Regions from separate parts of the Homo sapiens genome. Here all the other regions are linked to region 2. A link is a contact called in ENCODE Hi-C or POLR2A ChIA-PET data. All regions are on one chromosome and are shown on one strand. Each heading gives the region's core, a stretch centred on a gene start or an enhancer-like site at or near the end of the contact. The rest is flanking DNA. Distances are from core to core; before and after follow the strand shown.

Evidence for each region. Hi-C counts contacts between places; a loop is a spot of excess contacts on that map. ChIA-PET counts read pairs that join two places held with the same protein, here RNA polymerase II (POLR2A). Pooled maps may share reads with other maps.
Region 1: a pooled map shows a loop between it and region 2 (4-fold over the local background). The contact joins the promoter of RAI1-AS1 here to the promoter of SHMT1 in region 2. A Hi-C loop is called at or near these places in 2 of 37 single-sample maps with no recorded cell type and 8 of 50 pooled maps. POLR2A ChIA-PET finds 5 or more read pairs at or near these places in 1 of 52 experiments (activated CD4-positive, alpha-beta T cell).
Region 3: a map with no recorded cell type shows a loop between it and region 2 (4-fold over the local background). The contact joins the enhancer-like site here to the promoter of SHMT1 in region 2. A Hi-C loop is called at or near these places in 1 of 37 single-sample maps with no recorded cell type and 2 of 50 pooled maps. POLR2A ChIA-PET finds 5 or more read pairs at or near these places in 1 of 52 experiments (H1).
Region 4: a loop to region 2 is called in a pooled map, with 5 times the contacts of the local background. The contact joins the enhancer-like site here to the promoter of SHMT1 in region 2. A Hi-C loop is called at or near these places in 2 of 50 pooled maps. POLR2A ChIA-PET finds 5 or more read pairs at or near these places in 2 of 52 experiments (H1 and activated naive CD8-positive, alpha-beta T cell).

Annotation. Positions count from the first base shown.
Region 1 is chr17:17,763,929-17,768,524 of GRCh38, reverse strand. It overlaps RAI1-AS1 (RAI1 antisense RNA 1), which reads left to right and starts at 2,223. Exons shown (of 2, transcript NR_130894.1): 1 at 2,223-2,707. The region is part of intron 2 of RAI1 (retinoic acid induced 1); the gene reads right to left. RefSeq lists an enhancer at 2,200-2,259.
Region 2 is chr17:18,362,065-18,365,447 of GRCh38, reverse strand. It overlaps SHMT1 (serine hydroxymethyltransferase 1), which reads left to right and starts at 1,898. Exons shown (of 12, transcript NM_004169.5): 1 at 1,898-2,076. RefSeq lists a silencer at 1,804-2,273.
Region 3 is chr17:18,920,655-18,925,117 of GRCh38, reverse strand. PRPSAP2 (phosphoribosyl pyrophosphate synthetase associated protein 2) reads right to left here. Exons shown (of 12, transcript NM_002767.4): 10 at 1,134-1,204. Among named protein-coding and RNA genes, the nearest start is that of SLC5A10, 29 kb to the left of the region's middle. RefSeq lists an enhancer at 2,843-2,922. Within about 2 kb of position 2,922, at least 7 of the 41 ENCODE cell types and tissues checked have a DNase peak (open chromatin) inside an H3K27ac peak, as active enhancers do.
Region 4 is chr17:18,899,114-18,903,816 of GRCh38, reverse strand. All of the region lies in intron 8 of PRPSAP2 (phosphoribosyl pyrophosphate synthetase associated protein 2), which reads right to left. Among named protein-coding and RNA genes, the nearest start is that of PRPSAP2, 43 kb to the right of the region's middle. RefSeq lists an enhancer at 3,085-3,134. Within about 2 kb of position 2,761, at least 8 of the 41 ENCODE cell types and tissues checked have a DNase peak (open chromatin) inside an H3K27ac peak, as active enhancers do.

The sequences.
Region 1 (4,596 bases), core at 974-3,473, 600 kb after region 2:
GGCCTCGCTGGGGTACTGTTCTCCTCTGAACCAAGGCCCATTCAGTCCTGCCTTCACCCTCCAAATAGCTATTGAGCACCGTGGATGTGTGGGGTGCCCTGCCAGTCTGCCCTAGGGATTAATCCTCTTGTTAAGAGTGGCCTCAGAATTTGTGGGGCTCAGTGCAAAATGAAAATGTAGGGCCTCTTGCTCACAAAGTAATAAAAACTCAAGATAGCAACAGCAGAGCAGCATGCACCAAGCACAGGCCATTTCTGAGCGCCAGCCCTGGGCAGCTGCACAAGTTAAGGGCCACAAAGATAGTCCTGGCTAGACCATGGGACCAGGTGCCACCCCCTGACAGTGTCCCCTACGTCCCAGGCATTCTGCTGAATGCTGCAAGAAGGTCATGATTTAATCCTCATATTACACCTGTGACATCACAGATACCAGCAATCCTCAGGGTAGCAACAGTTCCTCTTTACTGAGCACTTATTATATGCTAAGAGTTCCACTTACATTAAGCCAATGAACCATCACAACCACCCGGTTCTGGAGCTTAAGAGATAGGGGTTCAGAGAGGCAAAGTCATTTGCCCAGGATCACGAGATGGGAAAGTGCTCAAGGCTGGAGTGAGCCCACGTTTCTGAGCTTACCGGCTCAACTACGTACTTGGTGGCAGTGCCAGCCCTGTGCCCACCCTGCCACAAACATCACCAGGCCCACCTGTGAGTAGCAAGGCTGGAATAACAAGGCCACCATTGCAAGGAAAACACTGAGACTCTTGGCGGGAGCCTGAGAAATGTCCTTCAGTCTCTCCCTGCAGAGAGGCAAAGGCTGAGGCTTAGGGAGGGCGATGACCCCTGAAGGATCACAGCACACAGCAAGCCTTCCAAACCCCAGTCCCCACAGCCCAGCTTCCAAAGACATTTTTTTTCTGACCTGCCAAATGCTCATGATCTGAAGCACAATGGAAAAGGCAGGATGCAAAAGCAGGCATTCAACACAATCCCAATTTTCTTAAACAAACTGGGTGGAAATGCACGAAAGTACTAACATCAGTGTGTTCTCAGCAGAGGGGCTGGAGCTGACTTCATTTTCTTCTTTACATTCTTTAGTATCTTTTTTTTTTTTTCAGCGAGTTTTTTTAAAAAGACCAACAGCTCTGAGTTTTCTAGAATGAATGGGAACAGGAATTTGTAGAACCAAATTCTGGTTAATGGAGAGTTGCCATAGATACGGTGTGGGGATTACACATTCCCCAAGATCCAGAGCATAACACAATAATTCTGGGCCTGCTGTGGCCTAGGCCTCTCTTCCCTTCTTTGTTGAGGATTCAGTAGGCTCCTCAGGCCCCGGGGTCCTCCCTGGGACATTTCCACCTGGCTCGTTGGGGAAGTCAGTGCTCTGGACGGTGTGCACCCCAGCAAAGGGCTGTGGGGGGTTCCTGGAGCTGGGAGTTGACTGGGCCAGGGCTCATTGGGAAGCATGTCCATGTGTGTGCTATGCCCTCCTGCCCAGTCTCCACTCTGGCCCTCACTGGTCCCTGCCCCACTCCGCCCTCCCCTCCCATCTGAGACCTCCCTCAGACTCACACCACCCCACCCTCTCCTGCTCGCAACCCATGGGCTTCCAAAGCCACAAGACCAGATTCCTGCCCTCCCCTGAGCTGGCCCCTGCCACCATCTATCTCCAGCACCCGCAGTGCTCTCCCAGGCCTCAGAGACAGTGGCTCCTTTCCTGCCTCCACACCTTTGCTGTCTGCTGCCTGGAGCACCGATTCCTGTGCCAGGCTGTGGCCATCACATGGGGCCTAACAGTGCCGCCGCCTGTGCGCCTGCCTGTCATCCCCAGCAAACCCTACCACGCTGCCTGCTGGGGTCCCCGCCCTGGGCCTCGCACAGTGCAGTGCTGGGGAATCCATCAGCAGTGCTCTCCGCCTGCCTTGGAGGTGGGGCTGGGTTGAGGCCCCAGCACGCCCCAGTGCTGACGCCCAGAGTTCGGCAGACAGAGCAGAGCCACCTCCTGCCCAGAGAGCACCCTGGGTCTCTGGCCTGAGAAGAGCTTACAGCTCCTTAATAGAAGCAGGCCTCGGACGCGCCTGAGTGACACCACGCCTGGCTGAGAGGTGGTGGCTCGCATCAAAGCCTCATTTTTCTTCTTCCTGTTAGGCGCTGAAACAATTTACATAGAGCGCCCCACATGTGTCTGCGACAAAGATGCATCTTTCTCATAACTGGCAGGCATCCTCCCTCGGCTTCCCAGACACCCCCATCAATGCCTGGCCCCCTTCCTTAGGAGTGGGGGTCTCAGAGACATGAGGCTTGGGGAGGCCAGCCAAAGTAACAACTAGGCCATATGTTTCTTAAAAACAAAACCCAACAGCCCTTAAGGGCTTGGGGGTGGGGAATGCATCCTGCAGGACCAGGACAGCTGCACGGGACACTACAATGTGAGTTCACAAGAAGGCCGCCTGGCTGCTCAGGGGCTGGCCTGGGCACCTCGGAACCAGGCCTGGACCCCAGGTCTTCCCTGTGATGAATCCAAGTTCAAAGGCACCAGCTCCAGCACCTACCGCTCAGGCTGGGAGGCTCCAGGGGCAGCTCCCAAGAAGCCCTGTCTTCTAGAACCAGAGCCTGAAGCCCCACCATTCTCCTGGCTTCATTCCAGGCAAAGGATTACCCATGCTTGGCTTCTAAGAAATGCCACACCCCAAGAGGGTAACAGGGTAAGTCTTACCACCCCTGTGAGCGATCAGCACTGGGGCCCTTCATCCTGTGTGTCCAAGAGTGGGGAACAGAGGCAGGCTGAACCCCAGCCCGAGGCCCCAGGGCAAGTGGTCCCCTCCCCTGACTTAAAAGATGGGCCGTCTTCCCTCTTGTGAAACGGGTGACTTGCAGGGAGATTCCTCACACGTGTACCTGGTGGAAGTGAGTTCAGTGCATTCAAATATTATACAACTATTCTTGCCTGTGTACTAGAATGTGCTATAACACCACCGTGTGACTCACACAGTAAGGCCTACGTCTTGCCGTTTGGGGCTGCACACTCAGCCTCATGTGTCTGGGCCTTGCTTTACACGATTTTCATCTTGTGTGTACAATACAGACCCCCAAGTCGCCTGGAAGACAAGTCCACGCTGGGGATGTTTCTGGATTCTGAGGTGGAGGAGCCCTAGGGCTGGGCCCACATACCTTCCCCTCCACCTCCTGCCTGGACTGTACCTCGGTCTCTTCTGTGTGTCCAGTAGAGGCTTCTTAAATGCAAATGAGACCATGGCAGTTCCACTTCCAAGGCACACATTGAATGGGAACTCCACATACAGGAACCAAACAATGTGTTGGAGAATGTTCACGGCAGGTATATTCACAAGATCCTCCAACTATTTTAGTTTTCAAAAAAATGTTTGAGAGATGAGGTCTTGCTATGTTGCCTGGGCTGGTCTCAAACTCTCCTCCCGTCTCAGCCTCCCAAAGTGCTGGGAATACAGGCGCAAGCCACCGAAGATCCTCCGATTATAAACAATCCAAGTGTTCATCAAAAGTAGGAGGGAGAAATAAGCTGTGGCATATGCACACAATAGAATACTACACAATAATGAAAAACCACTGCCACACACAGCACAGATAGGTCTCATAAATAGTAAAAGAAGAGGAGGCCAGGCGCGGTGGCTCATGCCTATAATCCCAGCACTTTGGGAGGCCGAGGTAAGCAGATAGCTTGAGGCCAGGAGTTCAGGACCAGCCTGGCCAACATGGCAAAACCCTAAAAATACAAAAATTAGTTAGGCGTGGTGGCAGGCACCTGTAATCCCAGCTACTTGGGAGGCCGAGGTAAGCAGATATCTTGAGGCCAGGAGTTCAGGACCAGCCTGGCCAACATGGCAAAACCCTAAAAATACAAAAATTAGTTAGGCGTGGTGGCAGGCACCTGTAATCCCAGCTACTTGTGAGGCCGAGGCACGAGAATTGCTTGAACTCGGGAGACGGAGGTTGTAGTGAGGCGAGATCGCACCACTGCACTCCAGCCTGGGTGACAGAGCAAGATTTTGTCTCAAAAAAAAAAAAAAAAAAGAGGAAAAGAAGTTGGACAGAAAAGGTTTCATGTCTGTGAAACTCAAAGGCAGACAAAAGTACTCTTGGGCAGGAAATGCCTGATGAGGGGGATAAGGGACATCTGGGGGCTGGTGATGTTCTTTTTCTTGATCTGAACTTCAGTTATACCCGAGTGTGTTTGGTTTGCAGAAATTCATCAGCTGTCCACCTATGATTCGTGCTCTTCTCTGTATGCAAGTCAATAAAAAGTTAAAAAGTAAAACTAAATGAGGCTGCAGCCTACTCTACTCAATCCCTCCCAAGGCTCCTCACCTTGCTCAGGGTAAAGTGCTGAACCTTCTTGGTCTTTGTGGTCAGTGTCGGCACCACCACCAAATATTTCCTGTCCTCCTCAGCCAAAGGCAGCAAGCGTGTCACTAGCCCATAAAGATGTCCGGAGGATGGCCATGTGGCCCACTTTGCAGTGAAATTCAAGTGGAAGTGCCACATGCTGCTTTAGGAAGCTCCATGCATCTGTACACCTGTCTCTCTCCCTCTGTGCCACGAAAATAGCCCTAATGGC
Region 2 (3,383 bases), core at 649-3,148:
GCGACAGAGCGAGACTCCGTCTCAAACAAACAAACAAAAAGAACAATTAGCTGGGCATGGTGGTGCACGCCTGTAGTCCCAGCTACTCGGGAAGCCGATGCAGGAGAATTGCTTGAACCAGAGAGGCAGAGGTTGCAGGGAGCCAAGATCGCATCACTGCACTCCAGCCTGGGTGACAGAGCGAGACTCCATCTCAAATAAATAAATAAATAAAACAAAAACAAAAAACAAAAACACTCACTATGTTGGCCAGGCGCAGTGGCTCTTGCCTGTTATCCCAGCACTTTGGGAGGCCGAGGAGGATGGATCACTTGAGATCAGGAGTTCAAGACCAGCCTAGCCAATATGGTGAAACCCTATCTCTACTAAACATACAAAAATTAGCCGGGTGTGGTGGCTCACGCCTGTAATCCTAGCACTTTGGCAGGCTGAGGCAGGTGGATCACAAGGTCAGGAGATCAAGACCATCCTGGCTAACATGGTGAAACCCTGTCTCTACTGAAAATACAAAAAATTAGCCAGGCGTGGTGGTGGGCTCCTGTAGTCCCAGCTACTCGGGAGGCTGAGGCAGGAGAATGGCATGAACCCAGGAGGCAGAGCTCGCAGTGGGCCTAGATCGCGCCACAGCACTCCAGCCTGGGCAAGAGAGGGAGACTCCGTCTCAAAAATAAAAAAAAATTAGCCAGGCGTGGTGGCGGAGGCCTGTAGTCCCAGCTACTCAGGAGGCTGAAGCAGGAGAATGACGTGAACCCGGGAGGTGGAGCTTGCAGTGAGCCGAGATCGCGCCACTGCACTCCAGCCTGGGCGACAGAGCAAGACTCTGTCTCAAAAAAAAAAAAAAGTTTTTTTTGTATTTTTTGTTTGTTTGTTTTTCGAGATGATGAGGGTCTCACTCTGTTGCCCAGGCTGGAGTACAGAGGCAAGATCATTGCTTACTGCAACCTCTGCCTCCCAGGCTCAAGTGATCCTCCCATTCAGCCCCCCAAGTAGCTGGGACTACAGGCGACTGCCACCACACCCAGCTAATTTTAAAATTATTTGTAGAGACAAGGTTTCACCATTTTGCCCAGGCTGGTCTTGAACTCCTAGGCTCAAGCCATCTGCCTCGGCCTCCCAAAGTGCTGGAATTACAGGGGTGAGCCACTGCGCCCGGTTTTTATCATTCTTATAATAATTATTGTTATCATTTGACAAATAAAAAAATTTATGACGCAGCCTCAGGTGGTCCTGACATGTGGCCCCGGTTTTTATCATTCTTAACAATAGGTAATGTTCATTGAGTCCTTATTGTGTGTCAGTATTTTATTTATCTTATTTTATTCTTCTTGAGACGTTGTCTCGCTCCGTCCCCCAGGCTGGAGTGCAGTGGCGCGATCTCGACTCACTGCAACCTCCGCCTCCTGGGAGGCAACATAGTTAGACCCCCATCTCTACTTCAACCTGGGGGACAGAGTGAGACCCTGTCTCAAAAAAATAAAAATAAAAAATAACAAAAATAATAATAATAAAGTGTCTGCTCTTGGATTATACACCTACAGAGTAATAATGTTGCAGTTTGGACGCACATTTGTCCTACTTTAAATGACCACCCTGCAAACTAAAAGTAGTACCATGAACAAAATTCACTCATAATCCCACGGCCCAAGCGACAGGCTTAAGTGAGGAAGGCCCTGTGTAGTCTTCCTGGAAATCTTGGTCCACACACCAGCCCTGCAGCCAAAGCGGGTCAGTTCTGCAGGTCCCTGCCCCAGGTGCGCAGCTGCACTACGCGGCCTCCGGCCCGCCCCGGAGAAACAGGCCCTGCCCGCCGCTGCGCCGCAGCCAATAGCGCGGGTGCGTTTGGTGGCGGCCCATGCTTGGCTGCGCTCTCTGATTGGGCGCCTCCGGGGGCGGGGCCAAGCCCAAGCCTGGCGCGCAGAGTGCACCTTCCTGAGCTCGAGCGGTCCAGCGCCAAGTTCGGGGTTTGGGGTTGGAGCGGCTGGTCACGTGGCTGGCCCGCGGCGGTGCGCGGGGCGTTGGGTCAGCGGGTCTGGGACTGGTGGCACCGGCGGCGGCGTAGGACGGAGGCGTCGCTAGGTACGTGCGCGGGCCGTGTTCCGGTAGGTGGGCGGCTTCGGGTCCGAGGGCCGCGGCGTCCCAGAGCCCGGGGGGTGCTTCGGCGTCCTCGCTGTCCCCCGCCGTACCCCACCCTCTGCAGCCGCAATGACGGGAGGGGAGCGCTTGGGTCGCGCCTGGGCTGGGGATCGGGCGGCGGCCAGCCGCAGCGCCCCAGTTCCAGGCACATTCGGTATGATGGGGTGGCGGCCCGTGGCCTTTGGCAAGAATGCGAAGGCTTATCGGGGATGTGAGTAGTAGCTCTCCACTGAACACTTTTCTCGTTGAGCATTTTCGATTTAAACAATCCTAGCTCCTTCACAACAAAGCTGCAAGTCAAGTGCTACTGTTTCCCCCATTTTACAGGTGAGGAAGGTGGTGGGGCCCTGAGAAAGGAGGCAACTTAAATGGCAGAGCCCGGAATAGAACCCGGGTTCTCAAAGCCTGCGCCCCTAAAGGCTGCGCGCAGGGTCGCTCCACTTTTGGCCCGTGCCACCAGATCCCTGTGGGGAATGAGCTCTTCCTGTTGCCCGCAATCTGCCACCCCCTGTTCTAGGAGACAAATGTTGCACTGTGAAGTTCTTGGCCCGGTGCCTTGGCTTCGAGATTCCGGGAGTTAAGTGACCCTTGGTCCAGCTGAGGTCAGCACAGATGCGGGCCTTCAATCGGGCAGTTACCCAGAGAATAGACTGGAAACACCAGTTTAGGTTCTTGCAGAAATAACATTGTAGGCCGGGCGCGGTGGCTCATGCCTGTAATCCCAGCATTTTGGGAGGCCGAGGTGGGCGGATCACTTGAGGTTAGTAGTTGGAGACCAGCCTGGCCAACATGGTGAAACCCCGTCTGTACTAAAAATACAAAAAAACCTGGCTGCCCATGGTGGCACACACCTATAATCCCAGCTACTCGGAAGGCTGAGGCAGGAGAATCGCTTGAACCCGGGAGGTGGAGGTTGCAGTGAGCGGAGATCACGCCACTGCACTCCAGCCTGAGTGACAGAGTGAGACTCTATCTCAAAAGAAAGAAAGAGAGAGAAAGAAAAGAAAAAAAAGAAAAGAAATAACGTAAATTTATTACTTGGGGGAACTTGGAACGGAAGTGGGTAATTGTGTTTTTATTTAGTGCAATGTCCTGGGACAAGGCCTTGGAACTGAAGAGAAACCATTGTTCAGATTCTGGCTCTTATATGGCTTTAGACAAGTTAGCTCCCTGGGCCTCAATTTCCTCTTCTGTAAAGAAGAGAACACAAAATGTGTGTGAGATAGAAGATGTGCAACAAGTTAGTTCCC
Region 3 (4,463 bases), core at 1,673-4,172, 560 kb before region 2:
GATGGAATCTCACTCTTTCGCCCAGGCTAGAGTGCAGTGGCACAATCTTGGCTCACTGCAACCTCCGCCTCCCAGATTCAAGCGATTCTCCAAGATCAGCCTCCCAAGTAGCTGGGATTACAGGTGTGCGCCAACATGTCCAGCTAATTTTTGTATTTTCAGTAGAGATGGGGTTTCACCATGTTGGCCAGGCTGGTCTTCAACTCCTGACCTCAGGTGATCTGCCTGCCTTGGCCTCCCAAAGTGCTGGGATTATAGGCATGAGCCACTGTGCCCAGCTTGTACTTTACTTTGATCACAGAACAATATCTCATGTTATGACAGGATGACTTTTTTTTTTTTTTTTTTTGAGACACAGCCTCACCCTGTCACCCAGGCTGGAGTGCAGTGGCATGATCTCGGCTCACTGCAACCTCTGAGCCCCAGGCTCAAGTGATCCTCCCGCCTCAGCCTCTCAAGTAGCTGGGACTGCAGGTATGTGCCACCAAGTTCAGCTAATTTTTGTATTTTTTGTAGAGACAGGGTTTCACCATGTTGTCCAAGCTGGTCTTGAACTCCTGAGCCCAAGCGATTGGCCTGCCTTGGCGTCCCAAAGTGCTGGGATTACAGGCATGAGCCAACGCGCCCAGCCAGTAGTGAGCAATTTTAAAATAAACAATAGCATTTTCCAATTTCTGGGCCAAAGCAAACATTTAGCACAAGGCACAAATTTAATAAGAATTATCTGGCCATACTACTATCCTTAGGCCTTTATATGCCCAGAATTAACAAATAAATTGGCCAGGTGCAGTGGCTCACGCCTGTAATCCCAACACTTTGGGAGGCCGAGGCAGGTGGATCACTTAAGTTCAGGAGCTTGAGACCAGCCTGGCCAACATGGTGAAACCCCATCTCTACTAAAAATACAAAAATTAGCCAGGCGTGGTAGCAGGCACCTGTAATTCCAGCTACTTGGGAGGCTGAGGCAGGAGAATCGTTTGAACCTGGGAGGCAGAAGTTGCAGTGAGCCGAGATTGTGCCACTGCACTCCAGCCTGGGCGACAGTGAGTCTCTGTAATAAAATCAATCAATCAATCAATCAACAGAATAACAATGGCAAATACTAGAATTAATAATAAAAGAGGTCTACATACCACGATGATGGCAATCCTTCCTCCAACATCACCCACAACCGTGATTGGGGGCTTTTCTTTAGGAATCAGCACTGGTTGGAATAAAACACACACACCAAAATTTTTATATTAAAAAGTAAAACAAAACTTTAAAGAAGTTAATATCTCAAGATAAAAACATTCAACCAACTAGGAATACAAGGGAATTTCCTCAATCTGATTAAGGGCAACTACAAAAACCCACAGCTAACTTGATACTTTATGGCCGAAGGCCAAAAGCTTTCCCCTAAGATCAGCAACAAGACAAGGATGCCCACTGCACCACTGCCATTCACCATCATACTGGATACTCTAGCAAGGGTAATTAGACAAGAAAACGAAATGAAAGGCATCCAGATCAGAAAGGAAAAGTAAAACTATCTCTATTAGCAGATGACATGTTCCTACATATTGAAAATACCCAAGAATCCACAAATCCACCTACCAAAGCTAATAATATATGAATTCAGCCAAGTTGCCAAGTACAAAATCAACACACAAAATCAGCTGCTACACAGCAGCACTGAACAATCAAAAGAGGGAATTGAGAAAGCAATTCCACGCCAGGCGTGGTGGCTCACGCCTGTAATCCCAGCCCTTTGGGAGGCTGAGGCGGGCGGATCACGAGGTCAGGAGATCGGGACCTTCCTGGCTAACATGGTGAAACCCTGTCTCTACTAAAAATACAAAAAAAAAAAAAAAAAAAAAAATTAGCCAAGTGTGCTAGTGGGCGCCTGTAGTCCCAGCTACTTGGGAGGCTGAGGCAGGAGAATGGCGTGAACCTGAGATGTGGAGCTTGCAGTGAGCCGAGATCATGCCACTGCACTCTAGCCTGGGTGACAGAGCGAGACTCTGTCTCAAAAAATAAATAAATAAAAATAAATAAATAGATAAAAATAAAAAAGTAAAAAAAACCCCTACAGAATGGCAGAAAATATTTGCATATCATGTATCTGGTAAGAGTCTAGTATCCAAAATATATAAAGTAGGCTGGGCATGGTGGCTCATGCCTGTAATCCCAGTACTTTGGGAGGCCGAGGTGGACAGATTGCCTGCCTGAGTTCAGGAGTTTGAGACCAGCCTGAGCAACATGGCGAAACCCTGTCTCTATAAAAAAATACAAAAATTAGCAGGGCGTGGTGGTGCATGACAGTAGTCACAGCTACTTAGGGGGCTGAGGTGAGAGGATCACTTGGGCCCGGGAGGTCAAGGCTCCAGTGAGCCACGATTGCACCACTGCACTCCAGCCTGGGTGAGAGAGTGAGGCCCTGTCGCAAAAAAAAAAAAAAAAAAAAAAATTATATATATATATATGCGCCATATGCCAAAATATATAAAGAACTTTTATAATTCAACAAAAAAAGACAAACCTAGTTCAAAAATGGGCAAAGGATTTCAACAGATATTTCTCCAAAGAAGATATACAAATGAAGTCATTAGCCATTAGGGAAATGTTTATCAAAATCACAATGAGATGCCACTTTATGCCCACTGGGCTGGCTACAATAAAAAGTAGAAAATAAGTGTTGATGAGGATGTGGAGAAACTGAAATCTTTGTACATTACTGGTAGGAATATAAAATGGTGCAGCTGCTGTGAAAAAAGAGTCTGGCAGTTCCTCAAAAAGTTAAACATACACCAAGTGACGCAGCAATTCCGATACCAGGTATAGACCATGAGAAATGAATCATCTATCCACACAGAAAACTCATACATGAATATACAGAGCAGCATAGCCAAAAGTGGAAACAACCCAAATTCCTTTCAAATGCTGACAATGAAATATTATCCAGCCACCAAAAGCAATGAAGTACTGACAAGTGCTATCACATGGATGAACCTCAAAAACATGCTCAAAGAAAGAAGCCAGATACAAAAGCCCACATATTATATGATTCCGTTTATATGAAGTGTCCAGATTAGGCAAACATCCACAGAAACAGAAAAGAGGTAAGTGGTTGCCAGGGGCTGGGGGATGGGGGCATGGTGAAACTACTTAATGGGTGCAGGGTGTTCTTCCGGGGTAATGAGAAGTTTTGAAACTAGAAAGAAATGGTAACTGCACAAAACTGTGAATATACTGAAAGCCAGTAAATTTTATACTTTAAAATGGTTAATTCTATGTTATGTGACTTTGACTTCAATTTTCTTTTAAGGCAATGTCACAAAAAGAAAAAGTTAAAATACTGTTCTAGATTGGGACTTTTCAACTGCTGAGATCTTGGGCCAGACACGTTTATGCTGCAAGGGACCACCCTACGTACTGTGAGAAGTTTAGCAGCATGTTTGGCCTCTACTCACTAGATGCCAGTAGCCACCCCCTTGATTCTGACAATCAAAACTATCTCCAGACATTTCCAAATGACCTCTAGGAGACAATATCCACTCCCTAATTGAGAACCACTGCTCTAGATTGAAAGAGATGAAAGACATATGACAACCAGAGGCAATGTGTGACCCCAGGTGAGCATCAGGAGAGGGCAAAAAAGTGTAACAAAACAAAGCAAAGCAAGATAAATTCCAGAACTGAAGTGACTTTTTACATTTTCAACAGTCCTACTCCCAGGACACTTGACCTCAATGCCGGTGAAAAAGTATAATGAATCACCCTCTAGGAAATCAATTTGACAAAAAGCCTTATATTCATACCTTCTGACTCATTAATCTCACTTTTAGAAGCTTGAAATGAAATAAGCCAAAGTATGGGAAAAGTGTTTTATCCACATATATTTCCTGCCACATTATAAGGGCAAAGAACAGAAGAAAACATAAAAACCCCAAATTAGGCTGTGGTTGGGCAGTCTAAGCCACATTCATACGATGGGTTATTAGCCATAAAAATGCTGTTTACAAGAGGCTGAGGTGGACAAATCGCTTGAGCCTGGGAGGTCAAGGTTGCAGTGAGCCGTGATTGTCACTGCACTCCAGCCTGGGTGACAAAGTGAGACCCAGTCTCAAAGAAAAAAAAAAGAAATTGCTGTTTCCTGTCAAAGTTTCTGGTGACCTGAGATGACACGTCGGGCAGCTGGGAGAAGGAGGCAGCAACATGCACAATTATGTATGAAGCATGCATCGCAGCTTTATGAAAATAAGGGTGAAAAACCAAAAAGAGGCTCACCAAATTAAAGTGGTGTGTCTTTGAATAGTGGCATCAAGCACTAATTATTATTTTCTTCTAACTTTTATGGATAATATTTTCAAATATTATATATAGTGCTTATATTCTGAAAAAGTATTTTCATTGTTTTTTAGTAGGCATATTTTCATCTATAAGAAATCAGAGGATACAAAATAATTTTTAAAATCTAATAC
Region 4 (4,703 bases), core at 1,512-4,011, 540 kb before region 2:
GACAACCAGAACTGACTTTACTGTGTTGATGCCATGTCGACAGAGCTCTTGCTCACAATACCTTTTTATTTTACTTTGTTTTTTTGAGACAGGGTCTGGCTGTCACCCAGGCTGGAGTGCAGTGGTGTGATCTCACCTCACTGCAACCTCCACCTACTGGGCTGAAGTGATCCTCCCACCTCAGCCTCCTGAGTAGCTGGGACTAGAGGCACACGCCACCACACCCGGCTAATTTTTGTATTTTTGGTAGAGATGGGGTTTCAACATGTTGCCCAGGCTGTTCTTGAACTCCTGGACTCAAATGATCTTCCAACCTCAGCCTCCCAAAGTGCTGGGATTACAGGTGTGAGCCATCGAGCCTAGCCCACTCACAATACCTTAAACTCACAGACCAAACTCCTAAGCCTTGACTGTGTTATTTTACTACCTGTTCCATATAAAACTGAACCTTTTGTAGCACTCATCTCCATACTAAAACACACGTTCATTCATTCATTTATTTATTTGATGGAGTTTTGCTCTTGTTGCCTAGGCTGGAGTGCAATGGCACGATCTGGGCTCACCGCAACCTCCGCCTCCCGGGTTCAAGCAATTCTCCTGACCTCAGGAGATCCACCCATCTCGGCCTCCCAAAGTGCTGGGATTACAGGGGTGAGCCAATGCGCCCAGCCTCTAAAACATTCATTTAATGTAGTATGATCTATGTGGATTCAATTACTGAAACTGGGAGAAAAAGAGACTGGGTCTTTCGTTCCAATCTACCCAACTGACCTACCAGTCAAAGAGCACATGAGGGCAGTCTGCAAGTGCCATGGGAACACAGCCCTGCCTGCACTGGTCACCACCACATCCACGATGGCTGGCACAGCAGCACTCAAATATGTACTCGGTAAAGACTGAGTGGAGGGGGGCAAGTCAATTTCTTTTTTTTTTTTTTTTTTTTTTTTGAGATGGAGTTTTGCTCTTGTCACCCAGGCTGGAGTACAATGGCGCAATCCTGACTAACTGCAACCTCTGCCTCCCAGGTTCAAGCAATTCTCCTGCCTCAGCCTCCCAAGTAGCTGGGATTACAGGCGTGCGCCACCATGCCCCGCTAATTTTGTATTTTTAGTAGAGACAGGGCTTCACTAAGTTGGTCAGGGTGGTCTCAAACTCCTGACCTCAAGTGATCCACCCCCCTCGGCCTCCCAAAGTGCTGGGATTACAGGTGTGACACCGCACCTGGCCCAATTTCAATCATATTTGGCCAACACTCAAGTCCCCTAATCACTGGTATAGAAAACATTCTTGGAAGTAAATAGTTGCCCCACTACCTTCAAGGAAACAACATTTGGTGGAACTACCTTGGTTCCTTCATCTCTGTGGGTCTGTTTCCTCATCTATGAGAGATTATAACTGCTGACTTCCAAAGTTGCAAAGATCAAATAACATAACATAGATAAAAAACATCTGACGCTACACATGCATTCCTACAGGGCATCTTCCTAGGCCTCATCAGCCCCAGCAAAATAGGTTCTCAATAAACATTTGAACAGATGAATGACAAACATCACTGACAAAAGCCAAAGAAACTGAGCAAAAGGCTACTACATCCATCCCTCTGTGAACAGGTGGGTGACAGAAGTAAACTGAGGACTCTAGAGGTTACTAAAAGTCCACCCAGATGGGAAAGTCAACAGAAAATTCATCATGTTCTTCTGGTATTTAGTGGGAAAGAAAAAAAAATGTATCAAGGCCAGATGCAGTGGCTCATGCCTGTAATCCCGGAACTTTAGGAGGCCAAGGCAGGAGGATTACTTGTACCCTAGAGTTAGAGACCAGACCTGGCAACATAGGGAGATCCCGTTGCTACAAAAATAAGGAAAAAACCAGCTGGGCATGGTGGCACATGCCTGCAGTCCCAGCTACTCAGGAGACTAAGGCAGGAGGATCTCTTGAGCCCAGGAGATGGAGGCTACAGTGAGCCGTGGTTGTACCACTGCACTCCAGCCTGGATGACAGAGCAAGAACCTGTCTCAAGGAAAAAAAAGTATCAAAACATTGTCACTTCTGCTTCCACTAGGAAGGATTATTAATACTCCTTCTGCCACCCACAACTAAAACCCCTGGATGTTACATACAAACAAAAATGAGAAGACTCTGGCCAGGCGCAGTGGCTCATGCCTGTAATCCTAGCACTCTGGGAGGCTGAGGCAGGCAGATCACGAGGTCAGGAGATAGAGACCATCCTTGCTAACATGGTGAAACTGTCTCCACTAAAAATACAAAAATTAGCCAGGCATAGTGGCAGACGCCTGTAGTCCCAGCTACTCGGGAGGCTGAGGCAGGAGAATGGCATGAACCCGGGAGGCGGAGTTTGCAGTGAGCCAAGATCGTGCCACTGCACTCCAGCCTGGGTGACAGAGCGAGATTCCGTCTCAAAAAAAAATGAGAAGACACTAAAAGGTAGAGAGAAGGCAGACTAGCAAGGGACCTCAGGACCTGAGCAACGTCACGGTGGTGGCTTCCTTGGGCATTCCTTTTGCCTTATTATCCCAGATTTGTAGCTGGAGAAGAAGCGACCCAAAAATGCCAGTGGGCAAAGACAAGAAAAGCTCCAACAAAGGTCGGCTCTCCCTAGTCAAAGGACTAAGAAAAGGGCAACCTAGTGAGTGAGAAAATATTTAGACAATAACTGCCTTACTCTAGCCACACAGGCAGGAAAGCCACAGCCCACGTTTCCGCCACATTTCCGCCGCATGAGTAAAGGTTGAGGGGTGAGCCTGTACTTCCTGGCTTGTCAGGCTATAATGAGGCACCCCAAACCCAATGGGGTGGTTTCACAGAAGGCCAAACAGGGAGCTGGGACTTTCACCCTCACTCAGCAGTAAGGAGCAACTGCCAGAGTCAGTGGAGAGTGAAATCTGGACTTCTACCCCCAACTCAGCAGTAAAGAGGTGCCCCTCCCCTCTCCATTGCAGTGGTATCAGAGGCAGCCTGGTGGAGTCAGGAATTCCACCACCACCCAATGAGAATGATGCTACTTTTCCTTGGCGTCAGCGGAGGACATGGAGGGAGCATTTCCACCCATGAGTAACAAGGACCACCTTAGGTGGTCCACACAAGGCCTGGTGGTGAATCTCGACTTCTACCCTTACCTAGCAGAAACGAGCCCCAACACCACCACTTTCCCTGCCAGAGTCCTGAGAAGCCAGCAAAATCAGAAGGCCTAAATGAGACCCAGAGTCTCACACACAATATCTAAAAGTCCAGATTCCAATCAGAAGCCACTCGCCACACTAAAGGCCAGTGAAATCTCAATATGAATGAAAAAAGACAATTAACAGATGCCAACACCAAGATGACAGACATGCTGAAACTGTATAACAAAGATTTTAGAGCAGCCATCAGAAAAGTGCTACAAGCAGCAATTATGAGCATGTGTGAAATAAAAAACAAGAAGTCTAAACAAAGAAAGTATTGACAAAAAAATAGAAGGTATAAAAAAAGACCCAAGGCCAGGCGTAGTGTCTCATGACTGTAATTCCAGTACTTTGGGAGGCCGAGGCAGGCAGATCACTTGAGGCCAGGAGTTTGAAACCAGCCTGGCCAACATGGCAAAACCCCGTCTCTACTAAAAATACAAAATTAGCAGCCAGGCACGGTGGCTCACGCCTGTAATCCCAGCAGTCTGGGAGGCTGAGGCGGGCAGATCACGAGGTCAGAAGTTCAAGACCAGCCTGACCAACATGGTGAAACCCCATCTCTACTAAAAATACAAAAATTAGCCGGGCGTGGTGGCAGATGCCTGTAATCCCAGCTCCTCAGGAGGCTGAGGCATAAGGATCACTTGAACCCAGGGAGCGGAGGTTGCAGTGAGCTGTGATAACACCACTGTACTCCAGCCTGGGCAACAGAGCGAGACTCAGTCTCAAAAAAAGAGAACCAAAAACTTATTTTAGAACTTAAAAAATACAATAACCAAATTAAAAAGCTCAGTTGGGCTGGGGGTGGTGGCTCACACCTGTAATCCCAGCACTTTAGAGAAGCTGAGGTGGGCAGATCACTTGAGCTCAGGAGTTCAAGACCAGCCTGGGCAATATGGTAAAATCCCCGTCTCTACCAAAAATACCAAAAATAAATTCGCAAGACACGGTGGCATGCACCTGTAGTCCCAGCTTCTTGGGAGGCGGATGTGGGAGGATTGCTTGAGCCTAGGAGGCAGAGGTTGCAGTGAGCTGTGATCATACCACTACACTCCAGCCTGGGCAACAGAGGTGAGACCCTGTCTCAAAAAAAAAAAAAAAAAAAAAAAAAACTCAGTTGGATATACTCAACAGCAGAATGGAAGTTACAGTGAAAATAATAATGGAGGTCAAGGAAAGAATCAGTGAACTGGAAGACAGACAACAGAAATTAGCCAATTTGGACAACAGAGAGAACAATGGCTGTGGCAGGGCATGGTGGCATGTGCTTGTAGTTTCAGCTACTCTGGAGGCTAAGATGGGAGAATCACTTGAGCCCAGGGGTTCAAGACCAGCCTGAGTAACATAGTGAGACCCACTAAAAAATAAAAATATAAAAGACTAGAAAATAAAAATAAACAGAATCCCATGGACCTGTAACAAAAGATCAGCTGGGCACGGTGGCTCACACCTGTAATCCCAGCACTTTGGGAGGCCAAGGTGGGTGGATCACCTGAGGTCGGAAGTTCAAGACCAGCC